2 separate regions of the Homo sapiens genome follow, and region 1 is linked to region 2. A link is a loop called in an ENCODE intact Hi-C map of the cell type or tissue named here. Cell type or tissue: A673. All regions are shown on one strand. Links, peaks and the distances in the headings refer to the core of each region. The heading gives the core; the rest is flanking DNA.

Region 1 (8,344 bases), core at 199-8,198, 820 kb before region 2:
AATAATCATAGTTTGTCTGCCCATTGTTCTTTCAAAAAAAAAATGTTCTATGAAAGAAATGACTAGTACCACTTGTACCTTGAACAATAATACTTGGAGACAACTACCGCACCTCAACATATTTCAAAAGTGCTTTATGTGTACTTCCCATTTCCTTGCACTATTAAAAGGATGTGGCTAGGCACGGTGGCTCATGCCTCTAATCCCAACACTTTGGGAGGCCAAGGCAGGAGAATCGCTTGAGCCTGGGAGTTCAAGACAAGTCTGGGCATAGCAAGACATATCAAGACCTTGTCTCTACAAAAAAAGAAAAAATTAGCCAGGCGTGGTGGCATGCACCTGTATGTAGTCCCAGAAACTTAGGAGACTGAGGTAGGAGGATCACTTGAGCCCACGGGGTCAAGGCTGCAGTGAGCCACGATCATGCCAATGAACTCCAGCTTGGATGACAGAGTGAGACCCTATCTCAAAAAAATAAAAAGTAAAAATAAATAAATAAAATAACGTCATTTACACTCCCAAGACTTAATAACATGCTTTTGCTGTTGCTTGCTTTGTTTTTCACTGGAAGTACATGGGAGTGAAGAAATATTACTACCAGTAGAGCTTGGTGCCACTGCCTTCAACCCCTAGTAATAGATTCCAGCAGTTTTACTTACCATTACTTTTGCACATCTGTGTGACTGTCCCATAGTGAAAAAGGCAAATAATATGATAGAGTTGTTATTAAAATAGTTTTAACCTCAAGAATCTCATGAAAGTGTCTTCATTTTGAGAACCGTTGTCCTAAAAGGAAGGGCATATATTAAGGTTGTTGAGACAAATCTCTGAGGTTGAATAACACAGTTGTTCCTCAGGGTTAAAGGAGATCACTTAGCACAGTGCCTGACACAACTGTCAACTCAACAGATGTTAGCTATGATTACTAATATTTATATTATCATTTCTTTTTCAGATCAAGAAGCAATGATATGAGTAAATCAGAATATCAGCTGTGTGTTGGAATTTATCCTACCTAAATCCAAATTTTAGTTCTGCAATTCTTCTGTGAGTATAAGTTACATGCAGATATGTTTTTCCTGCTATTTTAAGTGAGACTGAGATTTTTGTCCCTCACATGTCAATTTTGTAAATCCTTGGGTAATCAGTCATGAGAGACATTTCTCAGTCATTAGTTAGTGGGGACAACTGAGAGAAGGTATTTGACTGGGTCCCAGGATCGCCCAGTCCCTTATCTTCTTCCTGCCATATCATGTTTGGGAAGCAGGTATTTCCAAAGGGTTATGCAAAGCTCATAGGGACATCTAGCTGATGTAAATGATGGAAATAGGTAAGTGTAAGTCAAGGAGACCAGTCACATTGTGCCTGCATATTTTACTCTTATGAATATTTTTTACTGCCTCCAAGAAATATGTTCTCTCTCATTTTCCTTGAAATTACAAGAGGCTTGCTTGCTATGTTATTCTTTTTACCATCTTTGACCTGAGTACAAAAAAAAAAAAAACAACAACCGGTTCTTAACAACAAAATGATGCAAGCTTGATAATAAGTAACAGCTTACATTTAATCTCGGTGTTAGAAAAATAGAGAGTGATAGTGATGGAGTTGAAATGAAGAGTTTGTGCCTTGTTTATAGAGAGAAGCTCCCTCTGACTGCCACACAGAGGCGCAGACATACAGTGTGGCCACATCTTTCTATTTTCAAGCTCAGGGTGGAAATCCAGATATTTATGTGAAATTTTCCAATTTATAAATGTTGCCCCAAACTGGGTAGGCCACATAAAACATGTTGGCAGGGTTTGAAAGCTGCCACATTTTTGATTTCTCCAAATATATAACTTAATTTCCCTCCATGATCTCACTGACCATTATCCTCTGCACTTAACTCTGTCACCTCTCCTATCTTGGGGCAAAGAGGGTGGGAACAGTGGATGGAGAGGCGCCTTTATCTCCCTCTAGTGGTGAAAATATGCCAAAACAACTAGCTGAATGTTCATTCATCCTGTTTATTGAAAACTCATCTATGCGAAACTCATCCTTTGTCTGATTAAAATTAGCAAAACAGACTCTGGCTGTTATGTGTGAGATGTGAACTGAAAGGAAATTTTACTACCAGTGCAGATTAGACTCTGGGGTAAAAGAAGCCAGAAAGAGGGAGCAGGGATATCAGCCCAAGTAGGAATTTAGAAGATTCAAGAGTTTCAGACCTCATCACCAGGAAAAGAGAAGAATCTAAAAACTTGTACTCTAACAGAAGGCAGGGCCATCAATACATACTGCAGCTGGAAGGCATACACTAAGTTTTATGGGCAAAGTTGAGTATAGTGTGAATGATCAACGTATCCACTAGCTAGAGCAGTGTCTAGTAAGTACTGCTAATTTGATCCCTGTTTTAAGTATTTAATAGTACCTTAGCTCTTATTAATTAATGGAGAGCATCTCATATTCTTTGTTTAGAAGCTCCACTTGGGGAAAATGTTTTCAGGGTGGAGAATGGAATACATTTTGCAAATAAACAGAATTTCAAATAGGTTAGTAATACAGAGCTAATAAATGATACTGAGAAAGATAAAAAATAGATATCATAATAGTTGTTGACAAAAGAGTCAAACTCTGAAAAATATTTGAAAAGATAAATTTTGAGCCAAATATGAGTGGGCAATGGTCAGTGACACAGCCCTGTCTCCTGAGAACATGTGCCCAAAGTAGTCAGGCTTCAGCTTAGTTTTATACATTTTAGGGAGACAAAAGACATCAATCAATACATGTAAGATGTACACTGGTTGGGTCAGGAAAGGTGGCACAACTCAAAGCGGGGGTGGGGAGCTTCAAGGTCATAGGTAGATTCAAACAATTTCTAATTGGCAATTGGTTGGAAGACTTAAGTTATTGTCTAAAGACCTGGAATCAACAGAAGGGAATGTCTGGGCTAAGATAAGGGGTTTTGGAGACCAAGGTTCTTATTATGCAGATGAAGTCTCCAAGTAACAGGCTTCAGAGAGATTAGATTGTAAATGTTTCTTATTAGACTTAAAAAGGTGCCAGACTCTTAGTCGATTCTCTCCTGGATCAGGAAAAAGACCTGGAAAGGGAAGGGGATTCTCTACAGAATGCAGATTTTCCCCACAAGCAATAGCTTTGCAGGGCTATTTCAAAATATGTCAAAGAAATATAATTTAGAGTAAAATACTTTGATATCTTTCAGGGCCTGCTGTCTGTCAGGTGATGCTATACTAGATCAGGCTGGAATTTGGTGACCTATTGCTACAAAAAGTCTTAAGATCTCTGTTTTAATGTTAATGCTGCTCAGTTGTGCCTGAATTCCAAAGGGAGGATGTCTGACCCCCCACTTCCTCTCACGGCCTGAACTAGTTTTCCAGGTTAACTGGAATGCTCTTGGCTGAGAGGAGGGGTCCATTCCGATGGTTGGGGGGCTTAGAATTTTATTTTCAGTTTACACAGCTTTGCTTCATTTGGATGCCCATGGTGTCTTAGAACACTGTCCCCAAGTATTATATGCCTGTAGCTCAAATGTCAACTTTCAAGGATGGTTCCCTCTCTTGTATACTCATTTCTTTGCCTTCTGCCCTCCTTGGTACACTCAGATAATTTAAAGAACTGAAATACAATTGCTTTTAAAAGCTCAATACTTCATTATACTTTTGTTTTGAAAACAGTTTTTGAGTTGAGAGTATGTCAGCAAAAGCAACCAAAAGAATGTGGATGTTGTTACAAGGTCAGCTTTTCAGCAGCCGTAGGCAGCCATTACTGGCATTCTGTCAAACAATCACCACTGGCAGCGGGGCCATTCATAGGCAATGAGTCAGCAGCTCTGACAGCACTAAATACGGTCACCGGTTAATGCGCAAGATAACAGGCTCACATGCTCCTTCAGAAAGGGCTGGTGAGAGGAAGTATTTTATTTTTCAAGTTTATTTAGAAGAAGATCAGAATAGGTTGTTAAAACCCAGATGTTAAATGAGTGTGTGTGTGTGTGTGTGTGTGTCTGTGTGTGTCTGTGTGTATGTGTACGTGTTAGAATCTAGAATGAAATATATATGGATTTCTTGTGTAAGGAAAAACATGTTCAAACTGAGAGCTGAAATATCAGAAGCTAGGCATTTCAAATGAGATACTGTTGTACAAAGAAGTGCCTGCCTTATACCTGGGCTGTACAGTCCAGTAGTCATTGGCTACATGTGGCTATTGAGCAGTTGAAATGCGGCTAGCCCAAATCAAGATGTGTTGGAAGTGTAAAATCTACACAGGATTTCAAGCATACAGTACAAAAAAGGAATAAAAGACCTCATTAATAACTTTTTATATTAGTTACATGTTGAAATGATAATAGTTTTGATATATTGGACTAAGTAAAATATATTTAGATTAATTTCACCTGTTTCTTTTTCCTTTTTTAATGTGGCTACTAGAAAATTTATAATTACATATGTGGCTTGCATCCTGTTTCTATTGGATAGTACTATTTTAAAGGAAGATATTTGCTATCATCTCCTTCCAGTCATAACACACACATGCGTGCACACACACACACACGTACAGTAAATGGATAGGAAGGCAGTAGGTGTTTTAAAAATGCAGGCTGCAAAATTCCACTTAAGGTGCTGATTTGAAAATCCCAGTTCTCTAAGCTAAAGAACAGTGCAACATACTCCATAGCACTGAAAGATATTCTACCCTGAATTGTCATTAGGCCTCAGCCGTGGTTACAGTGGAGAAAGAGTGTTAGCCATATTTATTTAATTCTGGCCATTTTATTAAGAAAGAAAGGGCACTGTCCAAGATGCTGAGAAATGACACTCTCATAAAAGAACAAAATGAGCACTGTAGAAATAAATTAGTGTTGTTCTCTGGACTTTTCTGTTCTGTTTTAGACTTGAATGCTCTTAACACTGCTTTGGTGGTGGTAATCAAGACAGTATTATAACATATTGGGCTTAAACTTTGACTTAATAAGGATTTTGATAAAGGCCACATTCAGTGGCTCAAGCCTGTAATCCCAGCACTTTGTAAACCAAGGGAGGTAGACTGTTTGAGATCAGGAGTTTGAGACCAGCTTGGGCAACATGACAAAACCCCATCTCTACAAAAATACAAAAAAATTAGCCAGATATGGTGGCACACTCCTGTTGTCTCAGCAACTCGGGAGGCTGAGGTATGAGAGTCACTTGAACCCGGGGGGCAGAGATTACAGTGAGCCAAGATCACGCCACTGCGCTCCAGCCTGGGTGATAGAGCCAGACCTTGTCTCAAAAGACAAACAAAGAAACAAAAGAATTTTTATAAAAGCAAAATTTGGATACTAATTTGGCTGTTTAAACAGCTACTGAAAGATTGTAATTTCTAGATTTGCCTGACTGTTTTTGTGCTTTGAGTCTGATTTGTCACTGCTAGTAAATTATCCCCCTAAATTCTGGCTAGTGTTGAGGGATTCCTAGTAGCCTTTCTCCTATATCCTGCTGCATACTCTCTCCTTTTTAGTTTCAGTGCTTGAATCAGTTTCATCAGTCAGCTTCTTTCATCTTTTTCTTAGCCAATATCTACTTAGAAGACTTTGGAGTTTTGGAGTCAAACAGATGCCAGTTTGAGACTCTGAAGTCAGCCAATTCTCCTGAAATTTCTCTTTCATCCATTTTAACTACTGACTTTAATTTTTATGAGCAAAGCTGGAAAGCAAGTAGCTGAGCAGAGGTTTCATTAATAGTGGCCAGGACTTCCTGAATGATTGTCCAAAGGTGTATTCTAGCAATACAAAGATGGCAGTGTGTGTGGCTCCTGAGCTAGTTGGAAGAAAGTGTGAAATTCTTCAGATTCTTTTTCATTCAGAGCTATGTGATGTCTCCCCTCCTTCCCAAATGCATAACCTAATTTCATCCCTCAAATTCAGAAACTGAAATTTGGATAGACTTCTATTGGAGAATGGCTCATGGTGTTCCCCTAAAATCTCTGTTTAGTAGTCTTCCTTGTCTAAATGGAGAGTGATGTATGAAAAATTTAGTGTATCCATTTAAAGTTATAAAAATATTTTAAAGAAAAATTAAATGGTTGGTATTCTAATGATTTTTAAGTATATTTTTGCTTTCTCATTAAAAAAGACATTGTGTTACAATATAAACATTTACATGATAAATAAAAATAGATTACTTTTACCACTCAAAGGAAATTGTTTCTTAACTCTTTCAGTTTGGACAATGAAAGCAAACTGACTGATTTATAACACATTTTGTTTTTTGACAAGTTTTTTTAAAAATTCAAATTCTTGACAAGTGTTGCTGAGCAATACCAAAAAAGTACCATATTTGGGAAATACACAAAAGCAAGAAAAGTTAAAGCAAGCTATGACAGGCTTTCAGTATTTTTAGAATGACAACCTTACATTATCTGATTCCAATGGACAGGAGAAATGGTAGGGGTTAAAAAGATGTTGATTAAGACTTTACAAATAGGACCAGGTGCAGTGGCTCATGCCTAGTCCTAGCACTTTGGGAGTCTGAGGTGGGTGGATTGTCTGAGCTCAGGATTTTGAGACCATCCTGGGCAACATGATGAAACCTTGTCTCTACTGAAAATATAAAAAATTAGCCATGCATAGTGGTGCACACCTGTAGTCCCAGGTACTCGGAAGGCTGAGGCATGAGAATTGCTTGAGCCTGGGAGGTGGAGGTTGCAGTGAGCCGAGATCATGCCACTGAACTGCATCCTGGGTGACAGAACAAGATGCTGTCTCAAAAAAACAAACAAACAAAAAAAGGCTATGCAAATATAAAAAGATTACGTAAAATAGACTATTGGACTATTAACATCATTTCACTAAATTTTTAGATAACGGCATTACTATGTTTTAAAAAAGCATTTCAACATCTAACAACTATAATTTTCTCTTCTCTTTGTTTCAGTTTTTATAATGAAGAAATTTTAAATAACGAATCCTGTATATTCTAAAAGTTTATGTGTTGTTAATAAAACTCTTTTGGAGAAACCTACAAAAGAAAAAACACACCATTGAAACTTGTGACATCTGTGAAATGTGGTTTAGGAAACCTGGCAGGGCTAGGAGAACTTCAATATGAAAGTAAAAAGCATTTGGGGACTGCTCCGTGACCTGGAAGTTCAGAAGGGAAGGGGTTAATGGTGACTGGCAGCTCATTTCAAGTCTTTTTAGCACCCTGTTCCCCTAAAGAGGAGAAGGAAAACGACACAATTGTCAGACATTTACCGTAAGAAGAACCCTTCTATTCTTCTAATTCCTAGCAAGACGTGCAGAAAATAAAATCCAAACTGTATAGCCAGTCTTCACTGACTTAACCAAGACGAATCACTTTCATGAGTGGCTTACTTCACCTCTTCTAGGATTGACATCTGTGCTTATGGTTTAGCAACACTAAAATTGGAAATAAAATTCATAACTGATACATGTCTAATTCAAGAGATAAAAGCAACTTATAACTATAACTTTATAAAAGGGTTCTATAAACTGCTAACATTTGATAATCATATAAACCATCCTGTAATGCAAACCACAGAATTACTATCAAGAACATAAAATATATTCACATAATTTGATTCATTCATCTGCAGCAAGAGAAGCAGTTGACAATAAAATATCACTCAGTGTGCACACGTGTGTGTAAACATGTGTTTATGTGTGTAAAGCCTCCCTTTTGTGCTCATTTAAAAGGGTAGAATGTGAAAGTTGACGAGTTAGAGAATAGGTAAAATGAAGACTTAATTTCTTTGTATATATGAACAATTAACTTCTTCCTCAAAGTCTGTCTATTCCATAGCAACGTTATGAGTCTCCTGGCAGGACTGGCCCATTCACACTCTAACAAAGTAAGAGTTTTATTGTGCTCAAATACAGTGAGTTATTTGGTTAAAACAATACTTGGGCAATCCAGCTCCCAGGAATATTACTGTCTTATTAATTATTAATAGTAAACCTAAACACTTATAGAAAAGAGGACACAATTTAACATGAGAAGTTACCCTTTGGATATTTTTAGAAATTAATATCCATATAATTTCTGTGATAAAAAGTGAAGACACATGAGTAAATTGAAAGATACAAGGGTAAAATGCACAATAGTCTGCTTATCTGAGAACTTTTCTTTTTCATTTAATAATAGCTAATACAGGTGAACATAATACTCAGAAATACCTGCTTAGTTTTGCCTTTAGCCACCATTTCCTTTACCAGATAAAGTTAAGCAAGTAGGATTCTTAGCATCTTTGAGCAGGCAAGTGGAGGTGGGAGGTGGGGGAGGAGGCCTTGGTGGGCTGGAATGGTCTGAGTTATGTTTGGGTGATGCTAATCTTCCCCTTACTC
Region 2 (8,344 bases), core at 246-8,245:
ACATTCATAAATGCTCCAAAAGTTGCTTACACGAGGTCCCTGTTGGGACTCCAGGTACACTAAAAACAACAAAGCTATAGGTTTATTTTAAAATTTGCACTAGATCTAATTTTCAATCTGCTCACTCTATTTTGGACATGGTCATTTAGCAATGGGAGAAAGGAACATTTGAAAAAAAAATAAACTCTAATAATAAAATTTTCATTCACATTTAAATCCCATGTGGGTTTTTTCTCATTATTTTTGTCCATGAGAAAACTGAGGCACCTACAGCTTAACCACTTGTCCAGTGTGGCACGCTAGTAAGCAGTGGAGATGTGATTTTAGCTCTTGCCGTCCAGATATAGAGGCCATGATTTGGTTACTCTTCAAATACACGTCCAGTGCATTCCATATTTCTATAAGGAGCTCCCACCAAAGACAATAAAAACTTACCTCTTTTCACTGTTTTAACTGAAAAAATAGAGATAATGCAGGATTTACTACATTTTCTGCATTACCAGAGAGGAGTGCCAGGTAACAGTCTGATGCCCTGGTCCATAATAGCATGAAAGGTAAATAAAATCTCAGGGCCGGGAGCGGTGGCTCATGCCTGTAATCCCAGCACTTTGGGAGACCGAGGCGGGCGGATCATGAGGTCAAGAGATTGAGACCATCCTGGCCAACATGGTGAAACCCTGTCTGTACTAAAAAATACAAAAATTAGCTGGGCGTGGTGACATGGGCCTGTAATCCCAGCTACTCTGGAGGCTGAGGCAGGAGAATCACTTGGACCCGGGAGGTGGAGGTTGCAGTGAACTGAGATCGCACCACTGCACTCCAACCTAGTGACAGAGTGTATATATATATATAGATACACTCTCTATATATCTATATATATATATATATATACTCTATATGTATCCATATATATATCTATATATATACTGTATATATACATATATAGATACATATAGAGTATATATAGATACATATAGAGTATATATATACAGATACATATAGAGTATATATATATAGATATATAGAGAGTGTATCTATATATATAGATACACTGTCACTAGATATATGTACTCTATATGTATCTATACACACACACACACACACACACACACACACCAATATCTTGGGACCCTAAACTCGCCATGCAAAAGGGAAAAGTTAAGCTGCAAAAGGGAAAAGTTAAGCTGCAAAAGGGAGCCATGCAAAACTCTGCCCTCCTTTTGTTCCTACACAGATAGCTGCAAGACAGAAGGCCATATATTACCTCAGGTAGCCTCCCTCATCCTGGCAATGTAAATGCACACCTTATTTTCACAAGTATAGGGAAAAGACAAGACTAGAAATCATCCCTCAGCCCACTCCAAGACAGATGCATATTTGACTTTTTCCTCTGCTCTATGTTTACTTTATCATATGTAAAATGCAGATTTACTGAGCTAGTGATAGATGCATAATTGACTGTTTCTCTTTCTCCTCGTGCCTGCTTTTTCCCCTTTAAATACTGAAGTCCTCAAAACCCTCTTTGGATCACAGGCCACAGATCCTACTATAACTTGCATCTCTTTTTCCCAGGTGTATCCTCAATCTTGGCAAAAGAAACCTCTAAATTGATTGAGACCTGTCTCAGACGCTTACTGGTTTACAATAGCTAGCATTCCTTGTGCGCTATGTGTCTACTCTTAGCGAGTAGAACTTCTTACACCTTTATCATGTTTATTAGGGAGGTAGCATTATTTTCATATTACAGATGAGAAATCTAAAGCACAGGAAGACAAAATTAGCTTTTCCAATATCATTCAACTAAAAAGTAGCAGAAACTTAGCTTCCAGGCTCTCCTTCCTCTAACAATTTATTGCATATCAGTGAAAAATCCTAAAATTTACATACAGCTTCAACTTATGATTAGAAAACAAAACAAGTTCAACATGAACACAAATAAACATGCCAAATCTCGTTTATTCTCTAATTGTAAAATTATACCATTTTAACGCCATTCTGTATCTCTCTGATCCTAAACAATTCTTTATCCTAAAGCAGTATTTCTCACAAAGTGTCAGCTGTATTAATTTTGACTAATATTTTAATTTATTTCCTTTTTGTGTGGGGAAGGCGAGAGAAGAAGTGTGCGATATAAGCACATCTTAATTGTGAAAACAGTTAAGCTTTCTCTCATGACTAGCATAAAACACCCCCGCTCTTCAGCCACAATGAATAGATAGCGCCTAGCACTGTGCCAGACACTGTGGGCTGGGTCAAGCCTCAAGAACAAATTAAGGTAAGACAGCCCAGCAGTCCACAGGCTTTTTCTGTGGGCTTCTACTTCTCTCTCTCCTCATCCTCTCTTATCTCTCTCACTTCCCCAGTGTGCTTCTCTGGGTACTCAGCTGAATATTTCAGGCAATGAGAAGTGTCTGTGGTGGCAGAATTACCGTGTGAAGGCAGGTGATTCTTGCTTCTCCTTCAGAAGAAGGAGCCCTCACTTTCTTTTTTTTTTTTTTCTTTTGAGACGGAGTCTTGCTTTGTCACCCAGGCTGGAACACAGTGGTGCCATCTCGGCTCAGTGCAACCTCTGCTTCCCAAAGCAGCCCTCACTTCCTCACTTTGTGCTAATCCACATCCCCTGATGCCAAACAATTCTTTACCCTGGAGTAGTATTTCTCAGTATCAGCTGGAGGACCTAGGGTGATATGTGTTAAAATTTAGACGCCTGAGGGCCATCACAGCTGTATCTGAAATCAGAGAGGGGGGTAGGTGGGGTGGGGGATGGGCATGATAGTGTAGTTAGGTCACAGCAAGCTCTCATCTAGTAAGCTAAGCTCTCCCAGGTGATGCTGAGGCAACTTGATTGCTTTAGAAGTTCTAACCTGGACCAGAGAAAGGGAAGAGATGGGCCAATAAGTGGACATGTTTGAGGAAAAATTAAGTGATGGCCTGAGAGCCCAGAATTGAGACATGTTCCTAGAAAGTTATTTTGTGGAGAAGCTCTTAGATCCATGGCTCCTACTTTTTCACAAATAAAGCACCCAGCTCTCTCCCTAGAGACCCCACTCTATCCCTTAGCAGCTCTCCTGTGAGGAAAGGATGGCCCAGGCAGTAAATCTCTTCTGGTTTATAACAGAAAACACTGGGTAGTTGGGAGTGTTCCTATCTCTTGGACTGAGTAGAGACATATTTTTGGCACACTGAAAAAGATCAGTAAATGCTTCTTATCACACAATTATTGCTATATTTGGGAGTTAAATTGCATTATAATGTACTCCAATTACTTATACTTTTATCAATATAGTCATAACTATGCATATATTCCGAACAAGGGTCATAAAATTAAGGCCAGTGGACCAAATTTAGCCTGCCTCCCATTATTGTAAATAAAGTTTTATTGGAACACAACCATGCTCATTTATTACATGCTGCTTATAGTTGTTTTCACGCAATAACAGTAGAATTGAGTGAGTAGATACAAGAAAGATGATATGGCCCACAAAACCAAAAATATTTATTATCTGGTCCTTTATAGAAAATGTTTGTCTAGAGGATTATATTATAGATTATAGCTCTCCACCACTACTGTATGCCAGGTACTTTACTTGGCTCCCTTGTGCATTATCTTTAATGTTCTCAATAACCTTCCCAGTTGTTATGATCATGATATTGCAGGGGAAGAGTGTTAGACAGGTCAAGGGATCTGTTTAAAGCAGACATCCGGAATTCAAACAGTACTTTGTTTATGTTTTCTGACTGCGAGTCTTTTATGAGCTGTGCTAGGGATATAATCACCATGTTACACTTTTAATGGGAAAAGTTGTTCTTAGTGCCAAAACATGACCCTAAAAAAATGTGCTATGGGAAAGCAGTCCATATGCAATTTGGGGAACTGACTCTCAGTCCCCAAAGAGTCTTTCCTGATAATCTGGCTACCCCAACATTGTGTACCCTATTTCATTTTTATTCCAGTAATTATAAGTGCTTGAAATTATTTTATTTATTTGGCCATTTCTGTTTGGATTGTTTTTCTCCTCTCAGTGGAATGCAGGATCCTTGCCGGCAGAGTTTCTCTTCCATTTGCATCTGTAGCCCAAGAGCTGGGAGCATGCCAGGCACAAGTGTCACTGTTCAGCAAGCATTTGCTGTGTGGCTCCTCTTAGTTAATAATAAACGTTTATATTGTTTTCTTGTCCTAAAATACAACATCTGAATATAGACTGTAATGCATAGCAAAATTTGTCTTGCTTATTTGCCAACGGTGGAAAATTCTTTTTTGAAATCCTTGGAAGCATTCTAGAGGAGAACTGGGGTAGGTGTTGATTTATTGCAATGCGGTATTTTGAAAATTATCACAATATCTCTTTAGGGGATTCAGTGGAAGAAACCAGGATCATATACACCACGAAAAAAAAACCCAGCTTTTTAATTACTTAAACAGCAACTCGAAATGAGCATGATACTCCTCCTCATTTAACCCCTTAGAAGTGTGAGTTCACAGATTGCTACATCCTGCCCTCTACTGGAAGAGAGAGTAATGACAAACAGGGACTAGCAAAAGAGCACTGAAGCTTTTTTTTTTTTACCAAGAAACACAATTTTTCTTTTTGCTGGAGTAAATTACATGTTACAACTGCTCTTCCCTGCCCCACATTCCTTTCTACTTCCAGAGTAAATAAATAGCAAAGCAAGTGGAGTACAAGATGGCTACCAGTAAAATAAAGAGAAAAGCAAACCTATATATAGGACACGTTTTGAAAACAAAATTAATCTTTTATTTCTGTAGAAGTATTTTTAAAGTGTGATTTGTTTAATAATTAACTCTGCACCTCAGTTCTTATCATCTGACACTCTGTTGAAGAATATAATTGGAAAGGCTATCTAAGTTAAACTTCTAAAAATTAAACTTCTGAAAATTAGAGATAGCATATATTCATATTTACTTGTATTAACTCATATTTAGTGCAATATCTTTAACTTTTAATTCATAGAGTAAATGTCATGTCTGATATAATAAATATAATAATAAAATATATAAAGTCCCTGATTTTAAAAATGCATATTGTATAAGATACTAAGTTTCTTTTATAGAGAAGACTGATTAGTTACACCTGACCTTAATGTTTTCTTCTGGCCTCATGTGTCCCTTCCAGTTTCACAACTCACCCTACCAAACCTCACGTGTATGTCAAGATAAAGCAAGCTATCCCTACCCCATTACCCTGCGCTTACTTAGATAAGAACACCATCCTATAAACCAGCATACTGACCTCTACCAGTATATAATTTTTTTCTTTAATCAACAATATGCCCTACATCTTTTAAAGCATTAGCTAAATAAGCCAACTATACACTGATTTGAAGCAGGTGCTTCCAAAATCTCGCTTAAAACATCTAATATGAGCAAGACAGGTTAACTGAGATATCTTCCAGTACCTTTAAATTCTGACCCTGTGCTAAGTTCCAACACCACAAAACAAAGTGTCTATGTCTCCGAACTGTAGGTTAATGCTCTCTCTCTAAAGGAGTAACAAAAGAATTTGCTTGTAAAGAATGTATCATTTCTTTGGGAAAACCAGCATCATATTTTTGATTTCCATGTTTCCATTACATTACCAAGTCCACGGCTCTACCAAGTAAGGTTATCTTAGAATCAGGGCAAGGAAAAGCTTTTATCTATTGGTGAACTCTTAGTAGATAGCAAGAAGAACCATTATGGTTAATAGCATAAACCATAGAGTCACATTGCCTAAATTCAGATTCCAACTCTCTCTTGTACCATGTTACCTTGAGCTAGTTATGTTAACTTCCTTTGTCTTAGTTTCCTCATCTGTAAAATGTGGGTGTCAATAGTACCTGCCTCATAGGGCAATTGTGAAAGTAAAAGAAGTTCATATGTTAAAAAGTCCCTTGGAACCAGACTTGGCACACAGCCTTTGAGAGATGTCAGCTGCAACCCAAATTTGTTTCTGCATCCTACCCTGTTGACAGAAGGCTCAGAGCTACATGTCAATTCTTTCGCTGTAACTGATTCCAGACACCTGCTTCTTCTTTCTCTCTCTTCCTCAATTTACTTATTTATTATAATTGCTCTGTTTCATATCATTTTTATTAATATAAGCTGATGAACTATTTTAAGGAAATGAACAAGAATGAAATTATTTATTAGGTGGACTAAACTGAACTTGGCCTCTTTGGTCAATTATTTCAGTCCAGATTACTTAATTTTCTGCTTTATAAAATACTCCTAAATTAGGTCACATCAATTTCAGAAAGCACGTCTTAGAATATGACATCTTCCATGTGCAAGAAAATCCAGAATTTAAAAAAAAATCTTGTCTTCATATGAGACTTCTTGGATGACATATAGGTGTTAACGGTTTAATACATGCATATAAAGAGGTACCTCTTAACATGTCAAATATGTTGATAGGTTTCCATGCTCATTAAGACTCACATGGATAAGGAATGGAGCAAAGAGCAGCTATACTCTACTGGCACTGTGCTGGGAATAATTTGAAATCAAGCTTCTCTTCTGCAAAGCCCAATTCTAGTTAAAAGGTGCAAGAGGGAAATCAGTACAGAGTGCAAGTTCATCAGAACAGGTTGATCTGGTTTGCTGGAGACTCTTAGAAGCCTCCTGGGAGAAATGGGGATAAAAGTTGTTGAAATAGATAGATAACTCCAGGACTTAAGCTCTCAAACACAAATGATGAACAAAGACCAGCTTTACCTCCTGGAGAGTGCCTTCTCCAAATAAATGCAGGTAACTCATCAAAGCCTCTGCCCTGAGTACTTAATTGCTGGAGAGGGAACATTTGGGCTGCATAACAAAAAGCATTACTTTTATTTTCTCAGATCAGCCTTAAGAAAGTGTCCCAAGTTTCAAAGGGAAAGTACCTGAGACAGACATAGTAAGTTGATAAAGAGTTGTAATAAAAGAGGCATCAGAAATTGAGGCAACAAGGCTGTTTTATTGGAGATATTGAGTGGGGATGGCAATGGGATTAGTAATAGAGAAAGAAAGCAAAAAAGCATACATTATCCCTGTTGACTATCAGCAAACTGAATGTGGCTCAGAATACCAGTCAGGAATACCCACAGGGTAAGAAATGTGTTTTAAGAGTGGAAAGAAAAGAAAAATCAAGTCTTGGGATGCCAGTGGCTTCACTTTTGGTAGTTCAGAGACAAACTCTAATATTCTTTGTCAACTCAAAAATGATGAGGTTCATACATTTGGAAAGGAGAGCTTTAATTCTCATAAAGTGTTGCAGCCCCCAGGGTAGCCATTCTGACAGTCGGGGAAGTGTAGCCTCTGGCCAGAAGCCAGAAACAGATACACTGGGGCTCAGCCAACTAGAACAGGGATTTATGCTGAATGAGGTGGGCAAATATACATATTCAATCGTCTATAGAAGGAGTCATGAATATTTATGAATGGAGAAACATGTGAATGTACAACTGGGCTTCATGTCTCTACCAAGGGTAGAGTATTTGGCCCTCTGATGTCGAAAAGTGAAGCGGAAGAGAGGAAAGTTTTTGCTGTGCATCCTCTGAAGACTGGTCAGAACTACTGCTTCCTTGGTGGTCTCTTATCAAGAAGAAAGGCTGGTTGGTTAGTGTGCCAAAACTGCAAAAGGAGGGGCAGTAGCCAAGCGGTTGGTTGATATCCACAGTGGAATCTCTTGAAAAGGGCTGGTTTCTGCTTAGCTTTTAGGGAAGAAAACCTCATGTCAACTAGGGAGTGAGGGGAGATAACAAGGTGTGTGGGACTTCCCATTCTGTCATGGCCATGAACTCGGTTTTAAGGTTTTTCTTGTGTCCCTTCGGCCAAAGGTTGGTCGTTGGGGGCGGGGGGTCTGTATAGTTGGTCCTGGGGCTGATAATTTTATTTTTATTTATCATCCTTGTTATTTTTCCCTCTTCAGTGGTGAAAGCTGGAATGGTAAGTGCTATAAAGAGGGGTAAAAAAGATATGCCTCACAGGACTCATTTGTTAGAAGAAGAGGCAGTCTGCGATGTAAAGTCAGCAATCCCCACTTGTAAATGTTATTTGTGCCCCACACCACACTGAAGCAGGACTCAGTACCTCTTCTCACAACCCAGGAGGAAATCTCTAAAACCAAAATTTTAATTGTAATCATATTTTACAGTCTCATTTGGAATATGGGAACAAGGGGAAGTTAGATCACAGAATTACCGACAAAATACTTAAAAGTTTTAACCAGATATGCCTGTTTTTTTTTCATTCCTCTTTCCCTATACTATCAACAGTGTGGTTTTAATCTTCCTAACTTCACTAAATTTTGTCTCCTCTCTCCTGGATTTCCCTCTCAAACCTCAAGTGTCTCTACTATTTATG

Evidence for each region. A loop is a pair of places that touch in the nucleus more often than their neighbours do. Peaks named below come from ENCODE experiments on the same cell type or tissue, not always from the same donor. Only the 100,000 strongest peaks of a DNase experiment are listed, where the experiment ranks them.
Region 1: a loop joins it to region 2, with 3 times the contacts of the local background. A loop is called at or near these places in 2 of 110 quality-filtered maps.

Annotation. Positions count from the first base shown.
Region 1 is chr18:34,655,296-34,663,639 of GRCh38, reverse strand. It overlaps a transcript of DTNA not described here. Among named protein-coding and RNA genes, the nearest start is that of DTNA, 51 kb to the left of the region's middle. RefSeq lists enhancers at 3,240-3,743, 3,744-4,247. In A673, for the core only: a CTCF peak has its summit at 1,967 (motif pointing left); DNase peaks (open chromatin) are centred at 1,939 and 3,819; H3K27ac peaks cover 994 bases.
Region 2 is chr18:33,835,804-33,844,147 of GRCh38, reverse strand. No RefSeq gene overlaps it. Among named protein-coding and RNA genes, the nearest start is that of ASXL3, 260 kb to the right of the region's middle. RefSeq lists an enhancer at 6,392-7,335. In A673, for the core only: CTCF peaks have their summits at 4,307 and 4,513 (motif pointing left); DNase peaks (open chromatin) are centred at 4,487 and 7,357; H3K4me3 peaks cover 247 bases.